Linked DNA regions of Homo sapiens: region 2 is linked to region 1. The links are chromatin loops, found by intact Hi-C in ENCODE. Cell type or tissue: Calu3. All regions are shown on one strand. Each heading gives the region's core, and the rest is flanking DNA. Links, peaks and the distances in the headings are about the cores only.

Region 1 (6,602 bases), core at 54-2,553:
ATAGAGACGTATAGTTTTGGAAATACAAAGGCAGTGTGGCATTCTGTTGAACGATTCGGCAGCTGACTGTGATGAAGTTGAAATTTTAAGTAAGAGAGGGGAAAGATGGGAACCAGAAATTTTTTTCTCAGGCGATGCTGTTAAAGCAAGTGCAAAACGCTGCCCTATTTTATCACGATGTGTGTGGGTGGTGAGAGTTCTTTTTTTCCGGGTTGTTCATCCATTAAATGATTTTTAGCAGCATATACATGATTAAATTCACAATGGCACTTTAATAAGCCCCTTCATCTGCATCATTTAGAATAAAACTTTAGGTCTGATTTAGAAACAATGAGAACGTGTATTCCTTGACTCCTTGAGCTATATGAAGGAGAAACTAATAGATAAAGCTAACCCATTACACAACAACTAGTAGAAAAGTGACAAAGGTAACTATGTGTGTGGGTTAAATACCTGCAGCTGAATCATGCTGTGTTATGAGCTGTGGGACTACAAAGGCAAATATTTCATAATTCTTGCCCTTTGAAAGCTTAAAATTAACACAGAAAACCGTCAGGGATTTTGGAGGAAAATACAAAGAACATTTAATAATTATTTTATGTCAGGTAAATCAGACCCAGAATAATTTGTTTTATTAATACTACTGATGAAGAATTAAACTGAGAATTTAAAATATATATATTTCGTGGAAAAAATAATACATTATAAAACTCAAAAAGAAATTTTTCTTGGGAGCTTCATGTAATTGTTGATGCTGAAACTGTCTTGTTCAACTCTGTATCAAACTATTTGTTATTCATTAATAAATTTACATTCACCTTATTACTTTTCCATGGGACCTTTACTCCAGTCACTGATATTTGCAAGAGGTGTCTTAAAACTTTCAGTTTTATTGCCAGAAATCCCTTTTCTTATGCTCCACTTGGAAAAAAAAATACCCTGTCTACCTTGGACCAGCCAGTCACAAACAGAATCCACCTGCGAAGATCATGGATAAATGACAAATTCAAAGCCTTGAAAAAAAACCTGGCACTTGGCTGATGATGATATTGGCTAAATATCTTAAAAGCAGAAGATCAAAAAGCAAATGGAAATTGGGCCTTAAAACTGGAAATAATCTGAAAGGGGAAATGACTTGTAGCTGAGTAAGAGCCATGGAAACAGTCAGGAATACATTTTCTGGCCTAATTTTGTGGGTCAGATTGGGAGGGGGAATAAACTCTTTGGCCACCAACATTTTCAAATATCAGAACTTGACATCCGTCCACCTTCTCATTTCTCCCAAGAAATAATCTGTGGCTTTCTCAACATATGCTCGCCACTCCACCCTGCCATCTTTCGCCTTCAGGTTGTCAGGGTTGCATGAATTCTGCCCAGTTCCTGGGCAGAATTTTCCAGCATTCTACAATCTGCCCTTCTGAAAGAGCACCACAGAAAGTGTAAAGATTGCAAACACATTGACTGCTTGGCCACAGAAGACAAGATCTCTCCCAGATGGAGTCCTACTGCTTCTTCCAGCCGTTATTTTGTCAGGAGTGGCGAAGAATACCATCTGCTGCCCCATTCAAGAGGAAGGCTTTGCCTCCCCACATTGGGCTCCAGAGAACCCATTTCTAAGCCTGTCAATAGAGAGCTGGCAACAGCAACTGTTTTTATCTCATCACCATGCTTTTTAGAAAGGTCACTGTGCCACGTGTAGTTTCTTTACTGGCCATCATTAATGTTGCTGAGAAAGAAGGACTCCCTTTAACTTTGCCAAAGGGATGAAGGGACCCCTGCTGTTATTTCGTATGTATTAAGGGAGAGAAGAGTTTGCAGAAGGAGATGTCTATCAGCTGGCTGAGAAATCCTTCAAGGGATCACTTCTCAGCCTTTTATTTCTGGTCCTGTTTCAAGTTGGGTTTCTCTTTCATGGTAGCCCTAGTGGATATTTACAGGAGTCACCTAGCATTCAAACACCCCTGGGGGGATGGGTAGTCCCAAAGCAGGTGGGAGACAGGACCCGACTTCTTGCTGCAGAACCTGAAGAAGCAGGTGTTTCCCCTCCCCTCCTCAGGACAGCTGGAGGAGCCAGGTGTAACCAAGCCTGGTTCACCAGATGAGCCATCTGGGAGGAATGACCAAGGCATGCCGATTTTGTGGTTCCACAGGAATCGAGATCCCAGAGGTTGCAGCAGCTGGTGTGGGGAGCTACAGAGTCCAGCAGTGTGACAGTGAGTAATCTGGGGACACAGGGCCTGTGGCGACATCCTCAGTAGTTTCGTCTCTTTGATTGCATCTGTGTTTGCCACCATTTTATGAGCCTGGGGCTCCAGCTTTCCTGGTGATTCTGTGAACTGCACCCCATCCCCACCCCCACCAAGATCCTACCAATAAATTCCTTTCTCCTTTAATTAGCTAGAGATAGTTTTTGAGGTTGGCAACTAGGAATCCTAACCTGAATATTACATTTTCCAAATTTAGGCAAACTAACATCATTAACATACAGATGGAAACACAGTCTCCACTTCCTCATAGTTACTTTCCCAAACAAATAAATGGCTTCAGATTCATTGTCAGTCTGCTCTAGTCTCTGCTATAGTATTGCAAAAGTAGGAAATTCCTTTGTGGGTGTATGAGAAGATCCATGGTGTATGTGCATTTGTGTAATCCCAGTATACCAGCATAATCTATGAGGCACAGTTTATAATTTTCTGTGAGAATGCTAATTTCTATTGTCCATGAATATGATAGTATTCATTCATTCAAAAATACCTGTTAATAGTAATAGCAACCACTTAACGGGTGTTTACGCTCTGTCAGCCTCTGTGCCAAATATTCTATATGTATTATCTCTTTCAAAGAGATATACAACAACTCTATAAAGGAGATACCATTAATGTCTCTATTTTACAAATGGAAAAACTGAGGCTCTGAGAAATTAGGTGGCTTGCCTGTGGTTGACACAGCAGGCAAATGGTAGGTATGAACTTTGGCTTTCTTGTCTCCAAAGACCATGGCTTACCTACTATGCTCTGCTGCCCCTATTCAACAGAAACTCCCTGAGCAACACCTACATAGTAACGCTCTGCTATTTGTTGGGGAGACACATAAAAGTAGGACATGGATCCAGTTCTTAAAAATGTTTATGATATTATAGGGAAGAGAGAAATGTTCACTTGTGAAGACACTGCAAGGTAGAGCATGGTAAGTGCCACAAGAAAAGCAAAAGGTACAATAAGAGGAAGTGGTACATCCAGGAGAACGCCATTGGATCTGGGCTTTGACGGCACAGAGTGGGAACTAGAGGACAAATGAGTTTTTGCAGTGACTTGCAGCCATACATTTTGCCTGGGCTTAAATTTAGGCTACCGTAAGCCAGGAGGGTGTGATGAGCAGAGTGAAACCAGGCCACGGATCTGGGGCCAGATGAGGTTAAAAAGGAGAGGATAGAATGGCAAGCCAGACAGTTAAAGAAGAGGTTATATATGTGGAAGGAGATTAAGCAGAGGAGCAAAGGTAAGTAGCCTGGCAGGGGTGCAAACAGGTATTTTCTTTCATCCATGCATTCATTCAACAAATATTCTTTTATGAAAAAAAAACTTTTTCAGAAAGCATGACCATTTAAAAGTCATTATCACAAAGCCATAATAAATAATTTGAAATAAACTTTGAAATACAGAAAAAAAAATTTCTTTGAGTGCCTCCTAACTGCCCGAGCTGTGTTCATCCCAGGGGATCTGGCATTGAATAAGACAGACAAAGTTTCTACGGTTGTGGTGTAGGAGTATGTCCATAAGGACACATTAAAGACAAATGACAAAACCTTGAGTATCAATAGCTTAAAACATAAGGACATTTATGGTGCTCAATCTGGAACTGGGCAGTTCTAGGGCTGGTATAGTGGCTCCATGATATCATCAAAAACCCAAGCTCCTTCCACTTCCATGATACTCAGCACTGTTGGCTTCCGTTTTCCTCTGGCAGGTCAATTCGTGGATGCCAGATGGCTGATGGAACTCTAGAAATCACACTGAGATTCAGGAGTCTAGAGGGAAAGAGAGAAGAGTTTGCTCTTTGTCTGTCTCTTCAATCAGGAAGCTCACTCTGGCTCATATGTCAAGATGGATCATGTGCAGATAGGGAGGTGGGAAGGAACAAAGTGTGGCAGGAGAGAAGTCACTGAAGTCTCCTAGACAAGAGAAGGTGGTAGCTTGCACCAAGGTTGAAGTAGTGGAGATAGAGTGAAGTGAACAGATTTCAGATATATTGGCCTCTGCCTTGGACGTGGGAGTTAAAAAAAAGGAGAAAAATCAAGGGTGATTCCTGCCCCATGGTGGAGTGAGGGAAGCACAGGTTTGGTGAGGGGTGGCGCTGTATGCATTAACTCCATTTGTAACAGGTTCAGTTTGACATTCTTGTAAGACATCGAAGTTGAAAGGTAAAGAAGATGGGTTGATATACAGGTCTGGATTTCAGGGCCAGTTTCAGAGCTGGAGCTATACATTTGGAGGTTGTCAAACTATGGAGCGTATTTAAAGCTATTTGATTGAGATCACCCAGAAACAGATTCTAGCTAAAGAAGAAATGGTGAACTAGGAGGAGTCCTGGATCTCCCCTACACTGAATAAGACTGAAAAGAAGAAGTCAAAGAGGTGGGAGGAAAGCCAGAAAAGTAGACTGTCACCAGTAAAACAAATAGTAGCTTTGTTTTTGCTTTTAATCATAGAAAGCTACTGCCTGAAACTACAGAAAGGTCTCCACGGCTTTAGACTTGTACTTTTAAACTTTAGGACTGAATGGAGAGTTTAAAAAATGCTAAGGCTCAGGCCTCACCCAGGCTAATTAAAATAAAATGTCTAAAAGTGGGGGCTGGGCATTTGGTATTTTTAAAAGCTCCCTTTACAACACCAAAGGCCCTGTCCATGAAAGACATAACTGATAAGCTTGACCTCACTAAAATTAAAAACTTCTCCTCTGTTAAATACAATGTCAAGAGAATGAGAATAAAAGCCACAGACTGGGAGAAAATATTTGCAAAAGACACATCGGATAAAGGACTGATATTGAAAATACACAAAGAACTCTTAAACTCAACAGTAAGAAAACAAACAACCTAATTTTAAAAATGAGCAAAATACTTAAAACAGATATCTCACCAAAGGAGATATACAGATGGCAAATAAGCATATGGAAAGATGTTCCACATCATATGTCATCAGGGAATTGCAAATTAAATCTGCAATTAGAAGCTCCTACACACCTATTAAAATGGCCAAACTTCAAAACATCAACACCACCACACCACTCAATGCACCACTCAGTGCTGGTGAGGATGTGGAGAAACAGTAACTCCCATTTGTTGCTGGTGGAAATGCAAAATGGCACAACCACTTTGGAAGACAGTCTGGTAGTTTCTTACAACACTAAACAAAGTCTTACCATAGAATCCAGCACTCACATTCCTTAGTATTTAACCGAATGAGTTAAAAACTTATGTCCACACACGTGTATGTCTGCACACAGATGTTTATAGCAGCTTTATTCATAATTGTCAATACTTGGAAGCAACTAAGATGTTCTTCCATAGGTGAATGAATAAATAAACTGTGGTACATTTAGACAATGGAATATTATTTAGCATGAAAAAAGAGCTATCAAGCCATGAAAAGACATTGAGGAAACTTAAATGCATATTACTAAGTGAAAGAAGCCAATCTGAAAAGGCCACATACTGTATGATTCCAACTACATGACATTCTGGAAAAGGCAAAACTATGAAGACAGCTAAAAGATCAGTGGTTGCTAGGGGTTAGGGAGAGAGATAAATAGATGGAGCACAGAGGATTTTTTAGAGCAGTGAAACTACTTTGTGTGATACTGTAATGGTGGATGCATGTTATTATACATTTGTCCAATTCCATAGAATTTACAATATGAAGAGTGAACCCTAATGAAAACTATGGACTCTGGGTGATAATTATGTATCAGTGTAGGTTCACTGACTATAACAAATGTACCACTCTGGTGCAGGATATCAATAGTGGGGGAGACATTGTGGGTGTGGAGACAGAGGATACATGGTAACTCTCTTTACTTTCCACTCAATTTCACTGTGAACCTAAAACTGCTCTAAAAAATGAAGTCTATTTAAAACACACACATACACACACACACAAAGCATGGCATGTTCTCTCCCCTCCCCCTAAATGTTACCTGATTAAAGAGACAACCTCAGGGAAAGAAACAAAAACAGAGAATGTCAGATGATACCAAAGAGCAGTTTTTACCCATCACAACTGTACCCAATGTTTAGCTATTACACATGTACATAGTCAATCAGTTAATAAACAATTTCATAGTGTAAATTCAAGCCAATGAACCACTAGATATGCACTAATTTTTTTTTTTTTTTTTTTTTTTTTTTTTTTGAGATGGAGTCTCGCTCTGTCGCCCAGGCCGGACTGCGGACTGCAGTGGCGCAATCTCGGCTCACTGCAAGCTCCGCTTCCCGGGTTCACGCCATTCTCCTGCCTCAGCCTCCCGAGTAGCTGGGACTACAGGCGCCCGCCACCGCGCCCGGCTAATTTTTTGTATTTTTTTTAGTAGAGACGGGGTTTCAC
Region 2 (8,768 bases), core at 2,966-5,465, 200 kb after region 1:
GCTTCCTCTACATAGAAAGACACAGGTTTCTTCCAGTTCATTTCTAAGTCTGAGTGTGTGGTCTATGGTCCCTGACTTAAATTTCTCTCCTAGTCCTCAATCAATTCTTTGCACCAGGTACTGTGCTGGGTACTTTATGTATGTTATCTCAATTAATCCTCTGAACCACTAGGAAATAGGTACTGTTACGTCATTCGAGAGATAAGGAATCTGAGGTTCAGGCAGGTCAAAACCCTTGCACAAGATCACACAGCTAATAAGTGGACTCAAAGAATTTAAGAGATGGGAGTGGAGGAGGGGGGTAAAATTGTCAGGATGTGACAACCCATTGGTTATTTATAGGTGGTAAATCACACAGAAGCAGTGTCTGCATCTGAATGAATCGAAGTTCAAGTCACAACTCTTCATTCCAAGGTAAGGGATAAAGAGACACATAAATAGCACTGTGAGAATTCTGAGCAGGAGATAATCACTCTGATTATCAGCCAAACGAATGCAACAGAGCTTCATGGATATGGTGCCACTTGAAATGGGTCTTGAAGGAAGAGCAAGCTTTCAGCAAGTGAAAACCATTGGGAGCTATTGCCTACTGATGAAATAGCAAGGGAAAAGGCCAAAAAAAAAAGGGGGGGGGAGGGGGAAGGCAGGAGGTATATGTGTAATATGCTAAACGGCCCATGTGGCTGGACTACTGGGAACAGGAAGGGGAGTTTTGGGAGTGGGGGATGATATCTGTGAAGAACTCTGAGTCCAAGGCCTGCCTACTTCATCTCAGTTCCTTCACGGCAGGATCCCTCACACGGCTGCTAGCAAATAAAAGCAAATAGAGTTAAACAAAAACAAAATCAAAACAAAACAAATAGAACTGATAATCTAGAAAATTATTCCAGGTTGATTCAATGCACATACACATCCAACTAGATTTGCCCTCTTCTGGGTTTCCCTCCTGATACCTTGGACCCTAGTTCCCTGACATAGAATTTGGCTTTATCTGTTCCTTTGGTTTCTCCTTTTGTCTCAAACAAGGACTCCCTACTTCAGACCCTATTTGAGAACAATGCTCCAGCTGCGAACCCTAAGCCCCACTATGGAGAAGGAGCTTAATTCAAAGTTAAAGAGCTGGTCCTTCCTTAGAGAGCAAAGAGACACCACAGAAGGTTTGTGAGTAAAAGTGCAATAAGATGACATACATTTTTGCTCTTAGAAGGTACTTAGCTGCTATATGTAAAGATGGATTTAAACATTTAGACACTGGTGGATGAAAGACCAATGTGGTGGCACCGCAGTATTTAAGAAGCAATGTGGGTCAGAACAAGAATGATGATAGTGGAAATGGAGAGGAGAGAGTAGAAGCAAGCAGTAAGGAGGAGGTAGAACTGTCAAGACATCCTAATCTACTGGCTATTTGTAGACAGTAACTCAAAATGATTAGAAGCAGAGGATGTGCATTTGAAAAGTTCAGGATTCAAATCAGAGCTCTTCTTCTTCTACACTATGTGACTTTGGGCAAAATACCTCATCTCTCTAAACCTCAGCATCCTTACGTATGAGATAAGAAGGATAACAGTTTCGACCTCACCAAGCTGTTCTCAAAAAGTAAATGAGATAATATATCCAAAACAATGATCACAATGCCTAGAACACAGCTGAAAATGTCAGAATTATCAAGATATATAAGTCAGAGGAGGAGCTAGAGTGAGTGATGCTATAGGAAGCATAAGAGATGGCCAGAGTCTAGGTGGCTGAGAGGGACATGCCAGGAAATCAAAAGTCAGGTTCAACAGGAGAACTGATGTGTTTTAGAAAGCAGTTCACCATGCTCTCATTTTATAGCATCATAATCTCTATGTTTTACATCTGGTGCTCTATCAGGACAGAGCCCCATGCTAATAACCCTAGGTTCTCTTACTGCATGTCTATAGCTATCAGGAACTGCTGCTTTGAAAAACCTGCCCTGAATTTTACATCTAATGTCCTCCTAACCAACAAAGTTGTGTATTTCATTTTGTCCCAGGAATCTGTGGATCTATAAGTGTGTATTCATGTTAAAAAGATAAAATAATAATTTGTAATAGGCTCTCTAACATTCAAAATCAAGACAAACTTTTCCTTCTGTAACACTTAAATGGAGGCAGGTCACCAATAATATAATCAAAACAGTTAAGGGTAAATCAAGGGTAATTAAAGGGAGATGTAAAACCAGGAATGGTCCCCCAAATAAAACTATGCAGGACAATCCCTATCAAGAGTGGAACTCTAACTTACCTTGACAATAAGGATTCTAGAAGATCATCACTCAAAGGTAATCTGGAGGATTTGCACAGCCTTTTAATGTCTTTGGTGGGTAATACATTTTTTCTGCATTAAAACAACGTAAATGAGCTTTTATATACCTTGTATACCTTTAGTAATAATTACATACTATAGGAAAGAAAATACATTTGTGATGTTTCCTGAGAATGTACACATGGAAGTATGAAAATTGGTATTGGAATTCACAATAAGGAAGAACAGTCACATTTCATTTCATCAACTTTTTCTATTTCAGAGGCCACCAGACTCCATCCTTACAAAGGCTTTTCCTTCAAGATGCAGATTCTTGGTTGGTGACAGTACAGCCTATTAAGGCTACAGCCACAAGTGTTGCTCTAAGTAATTGATCTGCATTCTTGACCACTAGTCAAAAATGGTTCTGATATTTGAAAACATCTCTTAATTTGACAGGCATCTAGAGCCTCCAACACAAGTATGATATGACTTGAGGGTGTTTTTCTGTTCTTTTCCTTGGACCCAAACCTTATCACCTGGAAGCCCCAGCTGGGGCCTCAATATTCACTTCAATTTTTTCAGATGCTAGCAGTTTTCTCTAGAGCAGCCCAAAAGTCATTTTCTCCAGTCTTATGGGGGCAAAGACATTCTTGTCCAATGTTCTCATTCAGCCAACACTTTTCCAGGCATCGGGCAAAATTAGAACCAACAGGAAAGAAAGTTGGCTCTTTTCTTTGCAATGAGAATGTTTATATCTAGAATCAAAGCTTGATGGATCTGGAAGAACCTCAGGCTATCTGGTCAAGCAGCCCCATTGTTCCTAAGAAGTGTTCCTTGAATGAAGGAGGGCCACACTTCTCACTCTGGGGAAGGGGGCAACACCAGGGTGGAAGGCAGGGCCAGGGCCATGCAAAACTCAGGCCACACATCTTCTAGGAAGCTTGGGAAAGCTTAAAGAGTCAAGGAAAAATACCATCTTTATAAAAACTCAAAGAGGATGCATTATGGATTAATAAAAAAAATGATTATTTCTAAGACAAACTATGGGACCTACACAGATATTCAGGGAATGCAGTTGGCCACTTGGGTTCAGACTTCAAGTTTGGGGATAAGGCAAGAAGTCACAAGGAAGAGAGATGGCAGTGGTGTGCAGCAATACGGATTAGAAGCTAGAGCAAGAACTAAGATTTTTCTAATTCCAGATGAAATCAGTAAATTTATATTTCTCCCCACTGTATAAGGTCTGTAAGATGAATGCAAAAAAAACACATTAAGTTGTTTGCATCCAGTTGTATGTAACAATGACTTAATGAAGCTCAACACGCACACAATCAATGTATAAGAAATAGCTTATACTGAACTTCATTATTTTCAAGAAGAAATAATTTCAAAGAAATTCTACAGAATGTTTGCTTGAAAATTCCATTTTCTATTTATTATAAAAGTTACATTTATAAATCCCCATCAGTACTAAAATAATGTAAAAAGACGACATCTCAGAATTAACCCTCCTAACATTTTGATTTACTATGCTTCAGTTGAAAGCTTCTAGAAACAAATGAAAAGAACATGCAAGGGAGAAGCCTATTCTTTCAAAGATACAGGGCCTCCCCTATTCCGTCAACAAGACTAGCCTGGCCAACATGGTGAAACCCTGTCTCTACTAAAAATACAAAAAAAAAAAAAATTAGCTGGGTGCGGTGGTGCGAGCCTGTAGTCCCAACTACTCAGGAGGCTGAGGCAGGAGACTCTCTTGAACCTGGGAGGTGGAGGTTGCAGTGAGCCGAGGTTGCGCCACTGCACTCTAGCCTGGGCGACAGGGCCAGATGCCATATCACACACACACACACACACACACACACACACACACACACAAGCTCTCCATCACTGGGAAATATCTGTACCTAAATACTTCTCCGAAAATGATTTAAGGTGTTTGTGCTAAATAGTAGAGTATGAGTATGATGACACATGTCTATTTTCTTTTTGCACTTTTTGATAAAATAGAAATTCCTTCATTACTCAGGTTCACAGAAATGTAAATGATTAGAATCAATAAAACAAAAGCTTACTTTTCTCGATCTTCATACACACAGGAATAAATGAAAGTGTCGAAATTCTCAAACATATTTTTCTTGAACTTTTCGTGGGCCAGTGCGATTAAGAAATCCATATCTGAACATGTGCCCTCAGGCACACGGTAGTGACGTGCAATGGTTACAAATTCTTGCTCTGCAAGGTTTCCAACAGTCAAAGACATCAATATGTCTCTGTAATAAAAATGGAAAAACATTTATAAACTGATATCTAAGAATACAGTATTTTACATCTCCTTCTATTTAAAAGATCCAAATTCCATTTTACAAAACTTTTACCAACTGTACAGAGGTCATGTGATTTTTTTAACTTAATTTCTCTTCTTAATTTGGGAGCAGCAGGAAGGCACCAATGCCAGAATGGAAAATCATAGGCACTGTAGCTTATAAATAAAATGGCATTTTGCCCAGAGTTAAACACCTACCAAATAACAGCCTGCAACCAGGAAGTAAATTTTTAAAGGCTTTGAATGGTCAAAAAACCTATTACTAAGTACATGACTTTATTCAATGCCTATTAATCTTCCTTACACAAAATAGTAACAGGCTTGGGTTTCTGGTTTCCTGGGACATAAAATTTGTAAGTTAATAAATTAGAAAGGTGTTTTGGGATGGGGAAAGCAATCATGCACATTTCTGTAATAAAAAGTAAAACTGGACACACCCTGGCAGTGAGAAAAAAAAACAAGAGAAAAAAAAATGAAAAGTTAAAAGACCTATGTAAGCGTACAGCTGTCTGCATCTTTAGAAGGCAAATGGTACTGAGATTATTAGGCAGAGCTAAAAAAAAAAAACTAAACAACAACATATCAATGAAGACGACTCAAGGCCTAGCAAATTGGCTGAATTGTTTTCAATGTAACTCTGTATGAAAGCCATAAACTAAGCAGCATACACCAGACAGAATTATATCAAAATGATTAAAATGCAAAATGTTATGGTGGTTACAGGAATAAGCTTCCACTGTCTAGAAAATTTATTTACTGGAAATAATTCAGTTCCCAAGAATCCTGAATAAACAAGGGAATAGAAAATTTTATTTGGCCTTCTGCTAGAAAGAGGTCTTTCAGAATAAATGCTTTCAGTTCTTTTAGGTATTTCTGGACATTATCATCTAATAATTCTAGATTCTCCTAGTCAAGAATTTCCATAGAGTCTAGGAAAGCCCACAGCATTGATGTTGACCTATCTAAAGGAAATTCATTTAATCTACATCTACTTCTCAAGTTTCCTGGGTTGTTTTGTTTTGTTTAAATTTGGTTTTGCTTTTGTATTTTTAATGGGAAATGAATGCAAAATCCAACCAAGATGATCCCAGAATTTCAGCAAGTCAGGTCAGACAATCAATTAGTAATATTGGCAGGAGGCTCGCTATATGGAAAACACTGTAAAAGGCTCTCTGGCATTTGAACTTTTCAGAATCTGTTATCTATTTGCACTGTCCAAGCATATAGATGATCTTTCAAAGCCACAAACTGGTAGGGCCACTTAAATAAACTGAGTAATAGCAATAACCTCTGCCATTTGTTGAGTACTGTGTGCCAGGTCCTGTGCTAGCAGGGACTTCTGGCATCTAGCCTAGGAGGTGGTGCTACTATTATCCCCACTGTACAGATGTGAACTGAGGCACAGAAATGTTAAATAACCTGCCTAATGTCACAAAAGCCAGAATGTGAACCCGTGTAGTCTGGCTCTAAAGCTCATGCTCTTGCCTACTACTCTATCCCTCTTCTGTTGGGACACAGAAGGCGGAGAGAACTGATGGAGTGGGGCTCAGTCAGGAAATGTGCCTAAAGGCAGTGGGGTTTAAGCTGATTTTTTATGGACCTTTATTGCCTTTATTGTCCATCATCTCTGCTTTGAGGGCTATCACTAATCATTATTTAAAAAGTAAGAGAAAATAATTTCAGAAAACCTGAGTCACCAACCATCTCTGACAGAGGGCTAAGTAACCACAAAAGAGCCACTCCAAGGAAAGCCCCTGGCTCCTCTACAACGCTGATCAAGAAACAGTCATGCCATGTGTGTAAAATGGAACACTACATCACCATTAAAAGCATTATGTTTGGGGCCAGGCGTGGTGGCTCACGCTCGTAATCCCGGCACTTAGGGAGGCCAAGATGGGCAGATCGCCTGAGGTCAGGAGTTGAGATCAGCCTGGCACATGGTGAAACCCTATCTCTACTAAAAATACAAAAATTAGCTGGGCATGGTGGCACACACCTGTAATCCCAGGTACTCAGGAGGCTGAGGCACAGGAATCACTTGAACCCAACAGGCAGAGGTTGCGGTAGCTGAGATCATGCCACTGCACTCCAGCCTGGGTGACAGAGTGAGACTCTGTCTCAAATAAATAAATAAATAAATAAAAATAAAAAAGAAGATTATAGAAGAATAAATCTAAAAGTTAAAAAAAAGAAGTTATGATGTCTGGGAGGCTGAGGTAGGATTGCTTCAGCCCAGCAGTTTGAGGCTGCAGTGAGCTATGACCATGCCACTGTACTCCAGTCAGGGCAACATAGTGAGAACCCATCTCTACCAAAAAAAAAAAAAAATAGCTGGGCATGGTGGCATGCACCTATAATCCCAGCTACTTGGGAAGCTGAGGCAGGAAGATCACTTGAAGTTTAGGAGTTTGAGGCTGCAGTGAGCTATGATCATACCACTGCACTCCAGCATGAGTGACAGACAAAGACCCCATCTCTAAAAAAAGAAAAGTATGGTATTGATTGATATTTATTGGTAGGATAGATGTCCATGCTATGTTGATAAATGTAGTATGATCCCAGTGAAAAATCAAGATACAGGTGCACATATGGTCATAGAAATAAGACCAGAAGGATGCATGCCAAAACATCAATAGTATTATCCTGAATGGTTGAGATGTCTTTTAAAAAAAAGTATTTCCATTTTTTCTGAATTTTTGTAATAATCAAATATTATTTTCATTGTCTAAATGAAAAAAAAAAACATTCGAAAGCATTTCCTTTTGAGAGTAGAATATGGCGTGAAGAAGAGAAAGTGGCATGCTCCCAAGGACAAGGAAAAAGAACATGTGGAGCAATAACTAGAAACTTTCCATACACCTTTCACTAAACTTATTATAGCACCACCAGAACATAAAAGTTTATTTTCCTTTTCATTGGATAAACTGAAATTATCCTGGCTTCACTGCAGTTAAAATTTATATCTGCTGGGTTTCTGTATGCTTGGGTTTTAAACAGCTCAGTATTCCGGTTTTACATGACTTTACATGAAAGTTTCAAAGAAGCTGTGCTATATTTGAAACTGCCAACAGCCCTGCAGGGCATCAGGGGCTCCTGGAGCGGCTGCCTGTGTGGCTGCTGTGCCCACATGAGGCAGGTTCCTGCACGAGGGATCTCAATCAGGATGTACAAGCCTCACCTTGCAGACCTCAGATGGCTGTCACCACTCTGCCCCGCATTTGCCACAAGTGTGTTTTTCAGGACTCACCCCCGCCCTGTTAAACTTTAGTAGGATTCACAAAGAATTAAAAATCAAAAGTCACACATTCCATTTTTCATTGTGGTAAAATACACATAGCATAAAATTTGCCATTTGTGACATTTAGTATATTCACAATGTTGTATAACCACCACCTCTATCTAGTTCTGAAACATTTCCATCACCCCAAAGAAAGCTCATACCCATTGAGCAACCACGCCTCTTTCCTCCCTCCTTCCTAACCCTCCTCCCTACCCAGAATCTGCTATCTCTACAGATTTGCCAGCTTCTGGATATTTTATATAAATGGAATTATGTAATATGTATTCTTTTGTGATTGGGTTCTCTCAGCACATTTTCAAGGTTCATCCATGTAGTAGCATGTATCAGGACTTCATCGTTTTTCACGGCTGAATTCTTATTCATTGTACTATCATACTATTGTTCATTATATGAATGTGCCATACTTTGTTTATCCACTCATACATACATGGACATGTGGGTTACTTCCACCTTTGGCTGTTGTGAATAGTGCTGCTATGAAAATCTGTGTACAAGTTTTGTGTAAACACCTGTTTTCAATTCTTTGGGGTATATATACCAAGGAGTGAAACTCCTCAGTCACAGGTAAGTCTGTTTAACCTATTGTGGCACTGCCAAACTGCTTTCTGCACACTCTATTTTTGCTTAGCAGCAGCCACAAAAACATAGGTACAACTTCCATCAAGCATAGCCCTTCCTCACCTAAAATGTCATACTGAACTTGAAATAAGATCTGATAGCAAAATCTGATCTCAGTACTTCTTGACCAATCATTTCAGGGAAATAAAAATGTATTTTAAAAGGCAGTTGTGATTGTATTGATCTTGTGTCCTGTGATTATTATTACTAATCTTGAAGATTTAGATAGCAAGTTACCTTTGCCTTTAGCCAACATTG

The links. Peaks named below come from ENCODE experiments on the same cell type or tissue, not always from the same donor. Only the 100,000 strongest peaks of a DNase experiment are listed, where the experiment ranks them.
Region 2: it touches region 1 in a loop (2.6-fold over the local background); 2 of 110 quality-filtered maps call a loop at or near these places.

The regions. Positions count from the first base shown.
Region 1 is chrX:43,973,828-43,980,429 of GRCh38, forward strand. No RefSeq gene overlaps it. Among named protein-coding and RNA genes, the nearest start is that of NDP, 3.7 kb to the left of the region's middle. In Calu3, for the core only: no CTCF peak of the experiment used is centred there; no DNase peak of the experiment used is centred there.
Region 2 is chrX:44,174,027-44,182,794 of GRCh38, forward strand. EFHC2 (EF-hand domain containing 2) reads right to left here. Exons shown (of 15, transcript NM_025184.4): 12 at 4,341-4,538; 13 at 2,266-2,358. Among named protein-coding and RNA genes, the nearest start is that of EFHC2, 170 kb to the right of the region's middle. In Calu3, for the core only: no CTCF peak of the experiment used is centred there; a DNase peak (open chromatin) is centred at 4,455.